Regions from separate parts of the Homo sapiens genome. Here region 1 is linked to region 2. Evidence: read pairs that join two places in POLR2A ChIA-PET (ENCODE). Cell type or tissue: IMR-90. All regions are shown on one strand. Links, peaks and the distances in the headings refer to the core of each region. The heading gives the core; the rest is flanking DNA.

Evidence for each region. Peaks named below come from ENCODE experiments on the same cell type or tissue, not always from the same donor. Only the 100,000 strongest peaks of a DNase experiment are listed, where the experiment ranks them.
Region 1: POLR2A ChIA-PET joins it to region 2 with 7 read pairs; 2 of 35 experiments call an interaction of 5 or more read pairs at or near these places.

Annotation. Positions count from the first base shown.
Region 1 is chrX:41,296,000-41,304,655 of GRCh38, forward strand. No RefSeq gene overlaps it. Among named protein-coding and RNA genes, the nearest start is that of LINC02601, 25 kb to the left of the region's middle. RefSeq lists an enhancer at 8,060-8,623. In IMR-90, for the core only: no CTCF peak of the experiment used is centred there; DNase peaks (open chromatin) are centred at 4,372 and 5,132; H3K27ac peaks cover 1,198 bases; H3K27me3 peaks cover 358 bases.
Region 2 is chrX:41,041,835-41,050,490 of GRCh38, forward strand. No RefSeq gene overlaps it. Among named protein-coding and RNA genes, the nearest start is that of USP9X, 39 kb to the right of the region's middle. In IMR-90, for the core only: no CTCF peak of the experiment used is centred there; a DNase peak (open chromatin) is centred at 2,317; H3K27me3 peaks cover 167 bases.

The DNA of each region.
Region 1 (8,656 bases), core at 181-8,180, 250 kb after region 2:
GAGATTTCTCTGAAACAGTGCTGGATGAATGCCTCAAGGGGCTCACACAAACTATTCTGGGACTTGGTGACCATTGTTTTTGCCCATGTTCAACTGAGTTCAAGTTTAATATTTAACTTTTCCATCCGGGCATGGTGGCTCACGCCTATAATCTCAGCACTTTGAAAGGCTGAGGTGCGTGGATCACCTGAAGTCAGGGGTTCAAGACCAGCCTGGGCAACATGGTGAAACCCTGTCTCTACTAAAAATACAAAATAAGCCAGGCGTGGTGGCGCGTTCCTGTAGTCCCAGCTATTTGGGAGGCTGAGGCAGGAGAATTGCTTGAACCCGGGAGGTGGAGGTTGTGGTGAGCTGAGATCACGCCATTGCACTCCAGCCTGGGCAACCAGAGTGAAAACTCGGTCTCAAAAAAAAAAAAAATTAATATTTAACTTTTCCTCCATAGTGTGGTGGCACATGCCTGTAATCCCAGCTACTTGGGAGGCTGAGGCAGGAGAATTGCTTGAACCCAGGGGGTAGAGGTTGCAGTGAGCCAAGATTGCACCACTGCACTCCAGCCTGGGTGACAGAGTGAGACTCTTGTCTCCAAAAAAAAAAAAAAAAAAAAAAAAAAGTATAAGACAATTGGGAAAATGTGAACACTGAGTAGATACTTGATGATATGAAATAATTATTGTTATGGTGAGTGTTAATGGTACTGTGGTTATGTTCTTTTATAAAAGTCCTTAGCTCTTAGAGCTATCTTTGGAAAAATCTACAAATGATATGATATCTGGGATTTGCTGCAAAGCATTCTGGACATGGAGGAGTGGGTGAAGGTATGGAGGCAATAAGATTGGCCATCGGTTTTTGTGTTTTTTTGTTTTCGTTTTGAGACAGGGTTTTGTTCTGGGCTGGAGTGCAGTGGTGTGATCACAGCTCACTGCAGCCTTGACCTCCTGGGTTCAAGTGATCCTCCTGCCTCAGCCTCCTGAGTAGCTGGGACCACAGGTGCATGCCACCATGCCCAGCTAACTTTTATTTTTGTAGAGATGGGGGTCTTGCTATGATGCCCACGCTGGTCTTGAACTCCTGGGCTCAAGCAATCCTCCCTCCTCAGCCTCCCAAGGTGCTGGGATTACAGGCGTGAGTGACTGCACTGGGCCAGCCATCAGTTTTTGAAATGGGGTGAAGAGTACAATGGGGTTTATTTTACTGTTTCTTTATTTGGATATATGTTGAAAATTTCCATAATAAAAAGTTTTAAAGGCTGGGCATGGTGGCTCACGCCTATAATCCCAGCATTTTGGGAGGCTGAGACGGGTGGTTTACTCGAGCTCAGGAGTTCAAGACCAGCCTGGGCAACATGGGGAAACCCCGTCTGTACAAAAAAATGCAAAAAAAAAAAAAAAAAAAGCAATTTAGCCAGGTGTGGCGGCACATACCTGTGGTCCCAGTTACTTGGGAGGCTGAGGTAGGAGGATCACTTGAGCCCAGGAGGTCAAGGCTGCAGTGATCTGTGATTGCATCACCACACTCCAGCGAGGGTGACAGAGTGAGACCCTGTCTTTAAAAAAAAAAAAAAGTTTGAAAATGTTCAAATAAAAATGTGTGCATAAGTATGTACAGCTGCTTTCCTGGTCGCACTACATTTACCATAGAACCGAATCCAAGATAGAGAAGAGAGATGTTCCAGGACGGCATGCCCATTGTAGGTGGACTTCCAGCCACTTGGCCAACTGCAAGGAAAAGGAGAGAAAGAAAAGGGAAGTTGGGGCCGGGTGCGGAGGCTCACACCTGTAATCCCAGCACTTTGGGAGGCCGAGGCAGGTGAATCACCCGAGGTCAGGAGTTCGAGACCAGCCTGGCCAACATGGCGCAACCCCGTCTCTACTAAAAATTCAAAAATTAGCCAGGCGTGGTGGCACTTGCCTCTAGTCCCAGCTATTCGGGAGGCTGAGGCAGGAGAACTGCTTGAACCCAGGAGGCAGGGGTTGCAGTGAGCTGAGATTGCGCCGCTGCGCTCCAGCCTGGGCGATGGAGCAAGACTCTGTCTACAAAAAAAAAGAAGAAGAAAGAAAAGGGAAGTTGGGATGATGATGAGAAGAGAGGGGAAAGGAGATTGTGGAAAGGGAATTCTACATGATGAGAGAAGCATACCAGAAGGGCCCAGAGAAGGGTGCCTGGGATAGTGAGATGCCTGGAAATGCATGAGGTTGGAAAGGACCTTACCGGGCTCCATTGCACAGCCCTGGGATGCCCTCTCCCTCCCAGTTTCTTCACCCAAAAGCCTCCATCTGCTTTTTGAACACGTGACTCAGACTGTATGCCCACTGGGACCATATGCCCACAGTGCATGCACACTGTATGCCCACAGAGACTCTGGGAGCACCGCCCAGATAACTGGGGGCCTCTTTCACCAGTTCTGCCTGCCAGTCCCCTAACTGCTCCAGTGGCTGTTGCTGATGGTTCACACCTGTGACCCTCTACAGAGGTTTGCCCTCAGATGATTGGAGCCACTCAGACCCGAGGTGCTCTGGAGCTAGGCATCTTCAGCCACTGATTGGTATAGAGGCATACAGTCTCCTTTCCCTGGCTTCGGCGCAGAACAGATTCTGAGATCCAGTGTCTGCTCCAGAGCTCCCCGTGGGATCAGGCCTGAGGCTAGACTCCTGGAACCACATCCTTGCTAACCTTCTTCTCTCCTCCTCCTCTCTCCTCCCTCCTTACAGCTTCCTGCTGAGAGCACCCCCACTCAATAACTGCCACTTGTGCAAGAACCCGTGTTCCAGGCTCCACTTTTAGGGAGGCTTACTTGAGACAGAAGGTGGGGTAGGCACACAGTTTGTTTTTCTCTGGGTTGTCACACTCAGAACACAGTGTAGAGATTATGCAGAGGCAGAGACCAAGTCTCATACATATTTCTTTCCTCCATCTGACCTGAAATGATTAAAGCCAAAAAGATCCTGGCTTGAAGTGCCCACTGGAAAGGATGTGCAAGTGCTGGAGCTACTGGGCTACAAAGGAAGCTGTCTGGCACCTTGGTCTAAGCTGTGTAGGAAAAAGAAAAAAAAAAAACAACAACAAACCAGAAAACCTAGTTCTGTGGATTGTCACACCCAAGCTAAGCCACTAGAATTCAGCTTGGGGACCTCTCTGGCTGATTGCGGCCTGCAAGTTTTCTTTTTCTTTTCTTTTTTTTTTTTTTGAAGCGGAGTCTCGCTCTGTCGCCCAGGCTTGAGTGAAGTAGTGCCACCTCGGCTCACTGCAACCTCTGCCTCCCCGGTTCCAGCGATTCTCCCTGCCTCAGCCTCCCGAGTAGCTGGGACTACAGGTGCGTGCCCGGCTAATTTTTTTTTTTTGTATTTTTAGTAGAGACAGGGTTCCATCATGTTAGCCAGGATGGTCTCGATCTCCTGACCTCGTGATCCACCTGTCTCAGCCTTCCAAAGTGCTGGGATTACAGGCGTGAGCCACCGCGCCTGGCCCCCCCTTTTTTTTTTTGAGACAGTCTCGCTTTTGTTGCCCAGGCTGGAGTGCAGTGGCATGATCTCAGCTCACTGCAACCTCTGCCTCCCGGGTTCAAGCGATTCTCCTGCCTCAGCCTCCCGAGTAGCTGGGATTACAGGCGCCCACCACCACACCTGGCTAATTTTTTTTGTATATTTAACAGAGATGGGCTTTCCCCATGTTGGCCAGGCCGGTCTTGAACCCCTGACCTCAGGTGATCCACCCGCCTCGGCCTCCCAAAGTGTTGGGATTACAGGTGTGAGCCACCGCGCCCAGCTGCCTGCAGGGCTCACACCTGTAATTCCAGCATTTTGGGAGGCCAAGGTGGGTGGATCACCTGAGGTCAGGGGTTCGAGACCAGCCTGGCCAAGATGGGGAAACCCCGTCTCTACTAAATATACAAAAATTAGCTGGGCGTGGTGGCACATGCCTGTAGTCCCAGCTACAAGGGAGGCTGAGGCAGCAGAATCGCTTGAACCTGGGAAGTGGAGGTTGCAGTGAGCCAAGATCGCATCACTGCACTCCAGCCTGGGCAACACAGCAAGACTCCGTCTCAAAAAAAAAAAAAGTAATCACCAGGCTATTTCAGAAGAGGGTGTTACATCCACCAGCAAACTGGGGGAGAATCATGTCTTGAATGATTCTGAGACCATGTCTAATGGGGATTTCATTAGGGTTCTGACTGTGAAGATGCTGCTTCAGAGATTGTGGGGGATATTGCCTGCAGTTCAGAGGGCAGAGTCTAAAACTGAGAGCCAGGAAGGTACTAACCATGTGTCAGGCAGATGGGGGCTGGCTAAAGAGTGAAGGGGTCAGGGACTGGGTAGCCAAGGGTCAGGGTCAGGTTTAGCAGGCCCCACAGGAAGTCTTGAGCTAGTTCTAAGAATGTTACTGGAATGTTGTCTATGCTTGACTCATACATAATGAAAACACTACTTTTATTGAGTCTTCTTCAAAATCCATTCAATGGGCCGGGCATGGTGGCTCACGCCCATAATCCCAGCACTTTCAGAGGCTGAGGTGGGCGGATCACTTGAGGCCAGGAGCTCGAGACCAGCCTGGGCAACATGGTGAAACCCCATCTCTACAAAAAGTATAAACATTAGCCGAGCGTGGTGGTGTGTGCCTGCCATCCCAGCTCCTCAGGAGGCTGAGGCAGGAAAATCACCTGAGCCCAGGAGGCAGAGGTTGCAGTGAGCCGAGATCACGCCACTGTGCTGCAGCCTGGGTGACAGAGTGAGACTGTGTCTCAAAAATAAATAAATAAATAAAATAAAATCCATTCAGTGGACATTGCCTGGAAGTGACGGTTAATTTTGTGAGTCAACTTGACTGGCCCACAGGGTGCCCAGGTATTTGGCTAAACATTATTCTGGGTGTTTTCGTAAGGGTGTTTTTGCATGAGATTAACGTCTGAATCTATCGACCCAGCAAAGCAGATGGCCCTCCCTAATATGGGTGAGCCTCATCCAAGCAGCTGAAGGCCTGAATAGAACAAAAGGGCTGATACCCCCATATAAGAGGGAATTTCTTCTTCCTATCTTCAGGCTGGGACATTGTTTTTTCTGTCTTCAGACTCAGACTGAAACATTGGCTCTTCCTGGGTCTCCTGCTTGCTGAGTCACTCTGCAAATCTTGGGCCTTGTCAGCCTTCATAATCATGTGCCCCAATCCTACTGGTTCTGTTTCTCTGGAGAACCCTAATATGCTGGATAAATAAACAACTCCATTCCTGTATAAATACCCCAGTGGGCCCCGTGATTTTCAGCTCAGTCTTAGGTAATAGTCTCATAGATCCTCAAAGACACAAATGTAGCCTCTCCCATAATTAGAATAACCAGTCTAAGAGATTCTTTATAACTTCTCCTCTCCCCAACTCTGGCCTGCTTCCAGTTGGAATCCTCCAGCAGGAAGTGGGCAGGAAGTGGATGTGGCTGGCTTCCTATTTCTCCACCTTGTACTTCCTTCTCCTTCCCTCCATCCCTACTAGCTTCTGAGTGTGGGGAATGGGTGGAGGGCGGAGTGGTAAGGGAATGGGCAAGGCCTCCCTTGGCCAGGTTCTCTCTGAGCCTGGCAGGTGTCTAAAGCTGACTCTCTGTCCCCTGGGAGTTTTTATGGGCTCTTCAAAGATTCTCATGGCTCGGGGATCTCCCAAGCTTGTGAATACAGAGGCATGAGTGTCACCTTCCTCAGCCCTGGGCACTGGGCAAGTACCCTCTGGCTTCTTTATGCTGAGGCCTCCCCAGCCCCCAGAAGTCCTCTTGAGCAGCCTCTCAGACAACTCTAGGGAGGCTGCCTCCTGTGGAGTTAAAGGAAACAGACAAGTTTTCTCCCAGTGTCCTGTGGAAGGGTCGGGTGATTCCAGTGTGGCAGCACTCCCCTGTCTTGGCCACCATGGTAGTGAGCCAGCCGTCATTTACCCTTTATTTATTTTGATTAAAAATTTTTTTTTTTCCTGAGACAGAGTCTCACTCTGTCACCTAGGCTGGAATGCAGTGGTGCGATCTCGGCTCACTGCAACTTCTGCCTCCTGGGTTCAAGTGATTCTCCTGCCTCAGCCTCCCTAGTAGCTGGGATTACCTGCGTGTGCCACCACACCTGGCTAATTTTTGTGTTTTTAGTAAAGACAGGGTTTCACCATGTTGACCAGGCTGGTCTTGAACTCTGGCCTCAAGTGATCCACCCGCCTAGGCCTCCCAAAGTGCTGGGATTACAGGTGTGAGCCACCACGCCCAGCCCATCATTTACCCTTTAGAAGTCCCAGGTAGGAGTTGACCCCAGTCTACTTCACCACAGCCTGCTTTAGTCTTCTCAAGCGTGGGTCTGACAGGGTCCCCCATGATTCCAGACAGCGGCACCTCCCTCAGCGTCATGAGCACCTCTCACTCTGGCCCTGGGGCTTCTTTGTGGCTGCCTGGGTTGGGAGACTCCACCTCAGCATTCTGAAGCTTGTGCAAACACCCCGAGGGCAACCCTCGGCTGAGTGGGGCTGGGAGCCATAGATAAATACTGTCCTGTTCCACCCTTCAGGCAGAGAATTCTGAGAGTCGTTTACATGGCCTGGGAAAGTCCCCAGTGATAGCAAGCCCCAGTTACCTACAATAATGAGGAGCTCGGATCAGCTTTCCCTCCTCCCCTGTTTCACTCTTTCCTGTCCCTCGCTCCTGTCCCTTGGGACCATTCCAAGAAATCAATTAACTGTAAAGAAGCCCTCCTTTGAGGGCCAGGGTAGGGAGAGTGGGGGTGAGGAGACAGGCTCAGACGGATCCCTCATTAGACTTTGGTTAAGAGGTAAAACCTTCCCACATACATCCTTCCCCATATAACCTTTCATTTTAAGGGCTTGGGTGGGGTCTTAGACACCACAGCTACTACCCCTTCCCCCTAAATCTCTTCCTCTATTTCCCCTTTCTCGCTCTCTGACCTTTCCTATCTTTGATCTGGCTGAGACCCTCCAGAGTCGCTGAACAGGCCCGGGAACCATTTCTTTTGTAAATCTATATATGGCGATTTGGCACCTGACTCTGAAATTTCACATTTATTGTAGCTCAGTGTCTCTGTAGAAGCTTCCATTTTTATATCCTGTTACACACTGATCATTCCACCCAGAGTTCCTCTTCCAGAAAACGCTGACACCTAGTTTTTTTAGTGTCTGTTACACAAGTTCCAGTTTTCCTGTCATCCCGGTCCATCCCTCTGGTCCTGTTCTGAGCTGGGTTACTAACGTCAGTCTTAAAATATGCCCACTCCCTGCCCACTGCCAGCGAAGCCAATGAGGCACACTCCACAAAAGACCTGACTGGCAAATAGTCGATGACTACCTCTGCCTGAATACTATGCAGCTATAAATGCAGCCTCATCTTGTCCTCGTTTTAGCAGCCACATCATCTGGCTACATAGTAACTGCTGATTCCTATTTCCTAATGCCTGCCGGACATTTCCACTGGGATGTCTTCAGGCTCCTCACATTAATAAGCCCACGATAGCTCATTATGTCGTCCCACAGAGCTCTGCCTCATGTATTTGTGGTCTCGGAGAATGGAGTCACCCAATCTCCCAGGCTAGCCACCTCAGAGACTCTCGTAAAGACTCCAGCCCCTCCAGCCTCCCCATCCAATTCCACCTCTCCCCGATCCTCTGGGTTCTATAGCTTGAACGAGTCTCCAGCCCCACTACCTCAGTTCACGTCCCATCACTCCAACAGCCTCCTATCTGGTACCCCTCTGACCTCCAAGGGGTCTTATCTTTCTCTGAGTCGATTCAGATCTTGTCGCTTTTTGGTTTAGAAACTTTTGTGGCCTTTCCATCGGCCGTATGAGCAGCTAGCTTTCAGTTCACAGGTAAGAACTATAATAAAAGTATTCACAAATCAGCTCTAAGACCTTTCCCCAGCCTCAACTGGGGCACATATACAATGCCCCTGACCTTCCTCGAAGGTCACGATCTTGGGTCCAGTGGGACTAAGGTTTGAAGCTCTACTTTCCTCTTCATTTCTGCCACCAAGTCTCTGAATTCCTGCCTCTGACAGTAACCCCGTGACTGTGGTTCTCCAGTCTCCAGTCATTACTCTCGGCTCTCATCATTCTCTTCCTATGTTGAGTCAGGTTTCTCAATGATAACTGCCTGCTATTAATTTTCAAAGTCCCAAGCATCCTACTGGCTGCATCCAAATAACAGTCATCTGAGTATATAGTCCCCAGTCCCCTGGGGAGCAGCAAGTGGCCAAAGCTCATTAAGAAACTACAGAAGTGGCCTGCAATGTTCACTCTTCCTACCTGCTTTGAGGGCAGGATTCCAGAACACAGTGATCTTCTCCACCTACTCTTTTCAGTTGTTGATGTTGTCCTGAGAGACTCAACTCCGGCACATCAGAGTACCTACATGAGTCCATTGATATTCTGAGGACAGGCCCCACCTGCTCTTGGAGTGGTCAAAGGGCTGGCGGTGGGGGAGAAGGCCGGGGACTCCAGCACCACTGGAGAATGTGCCAAGAGCCAACCAAATCAGCCGGGTGCGGTAGCTCACGCCTGTAATCCCAGTACGGTGGCAAGCGCCTGTAATCACAGCTACTCGGGAGGCTGAGGTAGGAGAATTGCTTGAACCCAGGGGTCAGAGGTTGCAGTGAGCCGAGATCACACCACTACACTCCAGCCTGCGTGACAGAGTG
Region 2 (8,656 bases), core at 376-8,375:
CACACGGGGTTGGGCACGGTGGTTCACGCCTATAATCCCATTACTTTGGGAGGCCGAGGCAGGCAGATCACTCGAGGCCAGGAGTTCAAGACCAGCCTGGACAACATGGCAAAACCCCATCTCTACTAAAAATTTAAAAATTAGCCAGGTGTGGTGGCATGTGCCTGTAATCCCAGCTACTCAAGAGGCTGAGGAGGAGAATCGTTTGAACCCGGGAGGCGGAGGTTGCAGTGAACCGAGATAAGGCCGTAGCACTCCAGCGTAGGCTACAAGAGCAAAACTGCCTCTAAAAACAAAAACAAAACAGAATTACCATATGATCCAGCAATCCTGCTGCTGGGTATATACCCGCAAGAAAGGAAATTAGCATATTGAAGAGACATCTGCAGTCCCATGTTTATTGCAGCTCTGTTCACAATAGCTAAGATTTGGAGGTAACCTAAGTGTCCATCAACAGATGAATGGATAAAGAAAATGTGGTACCTATACACAGTGGAGTACTAGTCAGCCATAAAAAAAGAATGGGATCCTGTCATTTGCAATAACATGGATGGAACTGGAAGTCATTGTGTTAAATGTTATTATGTTATTACCTCTTAGAGAATGCATTATGTTAAATGACTTCCAGTTCCATCCATGTTATTGCCAGGCATAGAAAGACAAATACTGCATGTTCTCATTAATATATGGGGGCTAAAAAAGTAGATCTCATGAAGATAGAGAGTCGGTTGGTGGTTCGCAGAGGCTGGGAAGGGTAGCAGGGAGAGGGAGATTAAGAGAGATTGATTAGTGGGTTCAAATATACAGTTTGATAGAAATAAGACCTTGTGTTTGATAGATCAGAAGAGTGACTACAGTTTACAATAATTTATCGTATATGTCAAAACAACTAGAAGAGAAGAATTAGAATGTTTCCAGCTTTATGCTGGAAAAGACAAATATTTAAGGTGATGGATACCTCAACTATACTGATTTCATCTTTACAGATTATATGAATGTATTACATGATCACATGTACCCTCTAAATATGTACAGCTATTATGTATCAGTGAAAAGAATAAAATTTTTTAAATACCCCACACAACTACAGAATACACATTCTTTTCAGATGTACATGGAACACTCACCAAACAGACCATATGCTGGGCCATAAAACAAGTCATATTAAATTTAAGAGGACTGTAAGCAAACAGAACGGGCTCCTCAACCACAACAGAATTAAATTACAAATCAATAAGAGAAAGATATCTGGAAAATGCCCCCAAATTTGGAAACTAAACAACACACTTCTAACCCATGGGTCAAAGAAGAAATCACAGAGGAGCTAATACTGTATTTTTAATGGGATGTAAACAAAAATACAACATATCAACATTTGTGACTTGCAGCTAAAGCAGAGTTTAGACCTTAGAGGAAATTTTATAATATTAACTACTTATATTAGAAAGAAGAGGCCAGGTGCGGTGGCTTATGCCTGTAGTCCCAGCTATTTGAAAGGCTGAGGTGGGAGGATTGATTGAATTAAGGAGTTCGAGGTTGCAATCAGCTATGATTGCGCCACTTCATTCCAGCGTGGGTGGCAGAGCAAGACCCTGTTTCTTGGGAAAAAAAAAAAAAAAGGAAGAAGAAATGTCTAAAACTGATTATCTAAGCTTCCACCATAAGCTAGAAGGCCGGGCAGGGTGGCTCATGCTTGAAATCCCAATACTTTGGGAGGCCGAAGCATGGAGGATCACTTTGAGACCAGGAATTCAAGACCAGTTTGGGCAACATACCAAGATCCTGTCTCTGAAAAAATTAAAACTAACAAACAAACAAAAAAACAAGCTAGTAAAAGAACATATTAAACCCAAAGAAAGGAAAAGATAGGAGCAGAAACCAATATAATAGGAAATTAACAAACAATAAAAAGATCAATGATACCAAAACCTGGTTCTTTGAAAATATAAAATCGGTAAACCTCTAGCTAGACTGACCAAGAAGAAAAGAGAGAAGACTCAAATTACCAACATCAGGAATAAAGGAGGGCACGTCATCCAGATCACAGAGACTATATATACATATGCGTTGCTACGTGTGTGTGTAGCAATGCATAATCAAAATAGATAATAACTACATTAATTAGAAAAGGATGGATAATTATAAATCTGGTTTTAAAGCAAACATACACACATACACTCACACAAGCAACCAACCAGTAAATCTTTTTAAAGATTTTTCCCAATTCAGGTTATTACCTCTTAGAGAATGCATTTTCCACAATATTTCAGCACATAACATCAAGAATATTCAAAGCTCTAGAAAGCTGCCACTGTGACTCATCATGACGCAGTCTGAATAGAATTGGCAAAAAGTACCTCTTATTTTTATAAAAAAAGGATATGTTTATCTCAGAAACACAGCATTGGTGAACAATCTGAAAATAAATGTTACTATCTGCCATATTAACAGAATAAAGGAACAAAATTATACGTGTCTCAAAATGCATTAAAAGTATTTGATACAGCTTCTACTCATGATAAAAATCCTTAGAAAGCTACAAAGAGACATAGGCTTCCTTAAAATGACACCGACAACAAACATACACAATGATAAAATATTGAAAGCTTTGAAATCGAAACAAGACGAGGTTATCCACTCTCACTATTTCATTGCCATTGTAATGCAGCTCCTAGTGAGTACAATGAGGCAAGAAAGAATAAACGAGAATGCATCATGTCTTACAAAGGAGCAATAACTCTCATTCTTTGTCAGAAGCATGATTGTGTATATGGAAAGTTGTATATGTGGAAGGTCACCAAAGTGCAGGATAAAACGTTAGTATACAAAATCAGTTGCATTTTTATATGCCATAAAAAAATTAGGAAATGAATTTTTTTTTTTTTGAGACGGAGTCTCGCTCTGTCGCCCAGGCTGGAGTGCAGTGGCGCGATCTCGGCTCACTGCAAGCTCCGCCTCCCGGATTCAAGCCATTCTCCCGCCTCAGCCTCCCGAGTAGCTGGGATTACAGGCGCCCGCTACCACGCCTGGCTAATTTTTTTGTATTTTTAGTAGAGACGGGGTTTCACTGTGTTAGCCAGGATGGTCTTGATCTCCTGACCTCGTGATCCGCCCGCCTCGGCCTCCCAAAGTGCTGGGATTACAGGCGTGAGCCACCGCGCCTGGCCAGGAAATGAAATTTTAAGAGAAATCATTTATAATAGCACAAAAGAAGCAAATACTTAAATCTATCATAATTGTGCAAGAACTCAACAGAGAAAGCTGTAAAATACGATTGATATTATTAATAGAAATGCAAGGAAACTTACACCGAAAAACTTTATATTGTGAAAATATCAATTTTCCACAAACCTGCTAGATTTAATCATCTACATATTGTGTCTTTAAGGGGAGATTGCCTAGCTTATTCTTTTTCTGAATATGAATTTTAATCCATAATCAGTGCCATTATTGAGAATATTAAGATGCTTTCATGTTGAACTGATTAAAACAGCATTTGGAATAGTAAATGACATGTAATGTATGAATAACCTCCAGCTGGCCGGGTGCTGTGGCTCATGCCTGTAATCCCATCACTTTGGGAGGCTGAGGAGGGTGGATCACTTGAGGTCAGGGGTTCGAGACTCGCCTGGGGAAGATGGTGAAACCCCCTGTCTCTACTAATAATAAAAAAATTAACCGGGCGTGGTGGCACACGCCTCTAATCCCAGCTACTTGGGAGGCTGAGACAGGAGAATCGCTTGAACCCGGGAGATGGAGATTGCAGGGAGCCAAGATTGTGCTACTGCACTCTAGCCTGGGCAACAGAGTGAGACTCTGTCTCAAAAAATTAAAATTAAAATTAAAAAAAACCCTCCAGCTATCTTTTTTCTTTTTTTTAAGTGTAAAAATTATAAGCAACTATAATGAAAAGTCTTCAGAAGTATTCTCTGGGAGACTCAGGATTGAAGAGGCCAGAAGCAGAGAGCCAGCAGGTCCTAGGAGGTGGTCTACTACAAGATCTGGGGGCTCACCGCCTACTTGAAAAGATACAGAACTCCTGCCCTCAATAAATGAAAGAGAAGTTGAACTACTCTGCAAGTCAGTTTTCATCAGTATTCATTTTCTTTCGAATCGTTGAAAGACTGAAGATGCCTGTTAAAATAGGTCTCTGTAATAATCCTGTAGGAAAAGTTTGCCAAGGTTTTCTGATTTTGAACCCAAATATTGCTTAAGCATCTGGGGCACAGCTCCAAATGTATTGAACTTGCTTCTCCCCCTTGCCAATGTTGCATAAGGCCCTTTTCAAAGCCATCTTAATTCCATTTTACCAGCAGTATAGACCACACACAAAGTGGTGCTTCTGGCTTTTGTAATCAGAACGCAAAGGCACCATCCTGCCAGTACTGAAGTCAGCCAAGCCCAACCCTTTGCAGGGAGCTCCTTCTGGTGTGATGGCTGATCAGCCTGCTGGCTTCAAGAAGAGCTCTCTGAGTACCAGCATAAACAGCACCGGTATAAACCAATCCACCAAGGCAAAGTTTTGTGGAAGAGCCTGGCAGGTTCCTCACCCTATACCCATCCCCAATGCACCCTGTGACTCCACTCCCTCCGCCACTCCCATCAGCCTCTCATCTGCCACCAGAATGATTTTTTTTCCTGCCTTCCTGTGGATTGCTTAAACATTTTTTAGAATGCTATTTTGATTTAGCTTTAGTGTTCTTTGGGTGTATCTCTTTAATGGTTGCCCTAAGGATCGCCTTATATATATATATATAACTTATTCTACGGTTGTCAACATTTTACCAGTTTGAGTGAAGTGTTGAAACTTTACCTCTTTTTATAACTCTCAATCCTCCCCCGTTTATAATATAATTGTCTTAAATATTTCCTCTACATACATTGAGAACTACTGCATAAGCCAAGATTATAATTTTGTTTCAACTGTCAAATATAATTTAGAAAACTCAAGAAGAGAACAAAAGTCTATTGTATTTACCCATGCTTTTGGCTTTATCATTCTTTCTTCCTTCCTGATGGGCCAAGATTTCTTTTTCTCTCATTTTCGTTTTGCTTAGAGAATTTCCTTTAGCTATTCATTAGGGCAAGTCAGCTGGCAACAGATTCTTTCAGTTTTTTGTCATCAGAGTATATCTTGATTTCCGAAAAGGAACGAAAAGTTCCTGAAGAATATTTCGGCTATACAATTCTGCATTGAAAGTTCTTTCCAGCACTTGAAAAATGTTTTGCCATTTCCTGCTGGCCTTCATGGTTTCTGATAAGAAATCCACGTTCGTTCGAATTGTTTTTCCCCTATAGGTAACATGTTGTTTCTGTCTGGCTGTTTTCAAGATTTTTTTCTTTGTCTTAATTTTCAGAAGTTTGACTGTGATGGGCCTTGGCATGGATTTCTTTAGGTTTATCCTGTTTGGGATTTTCTCAGCTTCTTGAGCTGTAGGTTTTTGTCTTTTGCCAAATTTCAGAGCTTTTAGCCATAATTTCTTCAGTTCCACATTTTTCTCCTCTCCTTCTGGAACACCCATGGTCTGAGTATTAGATTTTTTGTTACAGCAGTCTCACATGTCCCTGAAGCCCTGTTCTTTTTGTTTGTTTGTTTGTTTGTTTGTTTTTTAGTCTATTTTTTTCTCTGTTGTTCAGATTGGGTAAATTCTATTTGATCCTCAAATTCTGATTCTTTCTTCTGTCTATATTCTGCTGCTGAGCATATGCCTTGAGTATTTTATTTCAGTTATTGCAATTTTTAGTTCAAAAATTTCCCTTTGGTTCTCCCTTATATCTTTGATTTCTTTGCTGAGACTTTCTACTTTTTTTGTTGTTTCAAGCATGTTTGTAGTTGCTCGCCAAAGCATTTTTAGAATGGCTGCTTTAAAATCTTGTCAAATAATTCTAGCAACTCTGTCATCTAGGTTAATTGTCTTTTCTCATTCAAGTTGACATCTTCCTGGTTCTCAGTATAACAAGTGATTTTTTTTTTTTTGAAACCAGAACATTTTGGGCATGATGTTGTAAGATTCCAAATATTATTTAAATCCCGTGTTTGAGCAGACCTCTCCTGCCTTACTATTGGCAGATGAAGGTGAAAGTCCAGGTTCTCCCCTCATGGGGAGTGAGTGTGGGAGGAGTGTTCCTTGTTATTGGCAGGCAAGGGTCGGGGTTCAGGCTCCCCAGTAGGCTTCCTTTGATACCACCCTGGTTAGGAGGGTTGAAGGTGTTTCATTATTGCCTCCCTTGACGCCATCGTATCAGGGTGACCTCATTACCATGGAACAGTGGTGAAAGTTCAAACTCTCCACTCTTCTGACACCACCCCAGAGAGGAGGGGGAGGAGTACTTTGTTACTGCCTGGTGGAGGTGGACATCCAGGCTGCCCATGTGGTTTCCATTGACACAGGGAACGAGGAGGCTCCTTACTCTCCAGCAGGGATGTTCCGCTGCCTTCCTACTCAGCCTTCTCTGACCCCACTGGGTGTGGGGAAGGGGTGGTGTGAGGCACGTCCTTACAGTCTGGTAAGGGTGAAAGTCTAGGCTCCCCATTTGGCTTTTGTCCCACAGGGTGGAGCCACAACTTTTTTTCTGTCGTGTTTGCTTGCAGCAAAGTGATTATTGTCTAGAAGTTTTCTGTCTTGCTAGGCTGTCCTTTTCCTGGTCCTTTGGCTAGAAAGAGCAGACTTTTCTTGGAGGTTTTATGTTTTGCGTTTTTGTCTGTGGCTATTGATGTTTCTAGGTTGCTGGCTTCACCAGCACCCAGTCAGGAAGATGTCAGACAAAAAGAAAATTCTGGGAATTCGCAGCCATGTTGTTCCTTGGGTCCCAAGGCCCCTAAATGACTGTGCCTTTTTCTCTCTGCCTTTCAGTCTTCATATGCTTATTTTACATAGAAAATCTAGGGTGTTGGCGGGCGCGATGGCTCAAGCCTGTAATCCCAGCACTTTGGGAGGCCAAGGCAGGCAGATCACTTGAGGCCAGGAATTCGAGACCAGCCCGGCCAACATGGTGAAACCCTGTCTCTACTAAAAATGTAAAAAATAGCTAGGTGTGGTGGCACATGCCTGTAATCCCAGCTACTTGGGAGGCTGAGGCAGGAGAATCCCTTGAATCTGGGAGGCAGAGGTTGCAGTGAGCCAAGACCGCACCACCACACCCCAGCTTGGGTGACAGAGTGAGATTCTGCCTCAAAAACACAAACAAACCAACAAACAAATCTAGGATTTTGAGCTGTACTTAGCAGGAGGAATAGTACATTTACTCCATCTTCTCAGAAGCAGAAGTCCCAAAGGCTGCCTTTTCACATTTCATCACAGCCAAGAAAGTATTACTCCACTCTGCTCTATGTTTGGATTTGGAAGGCCTTTCCTACTGTAAGGGAGTCTATGTTGGAATGGGGAACTGTCTTAAAAAACAAATTATTGGGCCGGGCGCGGTGGCTCACGCTTGTAATCCCAGCACTTTGGGAGGCCGAGGCGGGCGGATCACGAGGTCAGCAGATCGAGACCACAGTGAAACCCCGTCTCTACTAAAAATACAAAAAAAAAAAAAATTAGCCGGGCGTGGTGGTGGGTGCCTGTAGTCCCAGCTACTCAGAGAGGCTGAGGCAGGAGAATGGCGTGAACCCGGGAGGCGGAGTTTGCAGTGAGCCGAGATTGCGCCACTGCACTCTAGCCTGGGCGACAGAGCGAGACTACGTCTCAAAAAAAAAAAAAAAATTATTGGGTCTAAAGTAGAACAAACTTGAGGCCAGTCGCAGTGGCTCACACCTGTAATCCCAGCACTTTGGGAGGCCGAGGCGGGTAGATCACACGAGGTCAGGAGTTCAAGACCAGCCTGACCAACATGGCGAAACCTGGTCTCTACAAAAAAATACAAAAATTAGCCGGGCATTGTGGTGGGCGCCTGTAATCCCAGCTACTCGGGAGGCTGAGGCAGGAGAATCATTTGAACCTGGGAGGCAGAGGTTACAGTGAGCTGAGATCACGCCATTGCACTGTAGCCTGGTTGACAAGAGCAAAACTCGGTCTCAAAAACAAACAAAAAAGAACAAACATCAAAAACCTAAGCCCCTGCCAAAATTGTCCTGTCTCCCTGCTGTTAAGATTACGTAGGACAACAAATCCACGATTTTGGGGAGGAGATGATGAACCCAAGTCTGGGGGTTTTCTGCATGGTTTTTTTTGAGAAGGAGTCTCACTTTGTAGCCCAGGCTGGAGTGCAATGGTGCAACCTCGGCTCACTGCAACCTCGGCTCACTGCAACCTCCTCCTCCCTGGTTCAAGCAATTCCCCCACCTCAGCCTCCTGAGTAGCTGGGATCACAGGCGTATGCCACCGCGCCCAGCTAATTTTTTTGTATTTTTAGTAGAGATGGGGTTTCACCATGTTGGCCAGGCTGGTCTCAAATTCCTGACCTCAAGATCCGCCCACCTCGGCCTCCCAAACTGCTGGGATTACAGGCGTGAGCCACCGCACCTGGCTGAAAATGTAGTTCTTAAGTTTATATGGAAATGTAAAGGACCAAGAATATGAAAAAGAACAAAGTTTGAGAACTTACATTACTTGATTTCAAGGATTATTATAAAACTATTATCATCAACAGAGTATGGCATATAAATTAACAAGTAGAATAAAAAGCTAGAAGTAGACACACACATATATAGTCATGT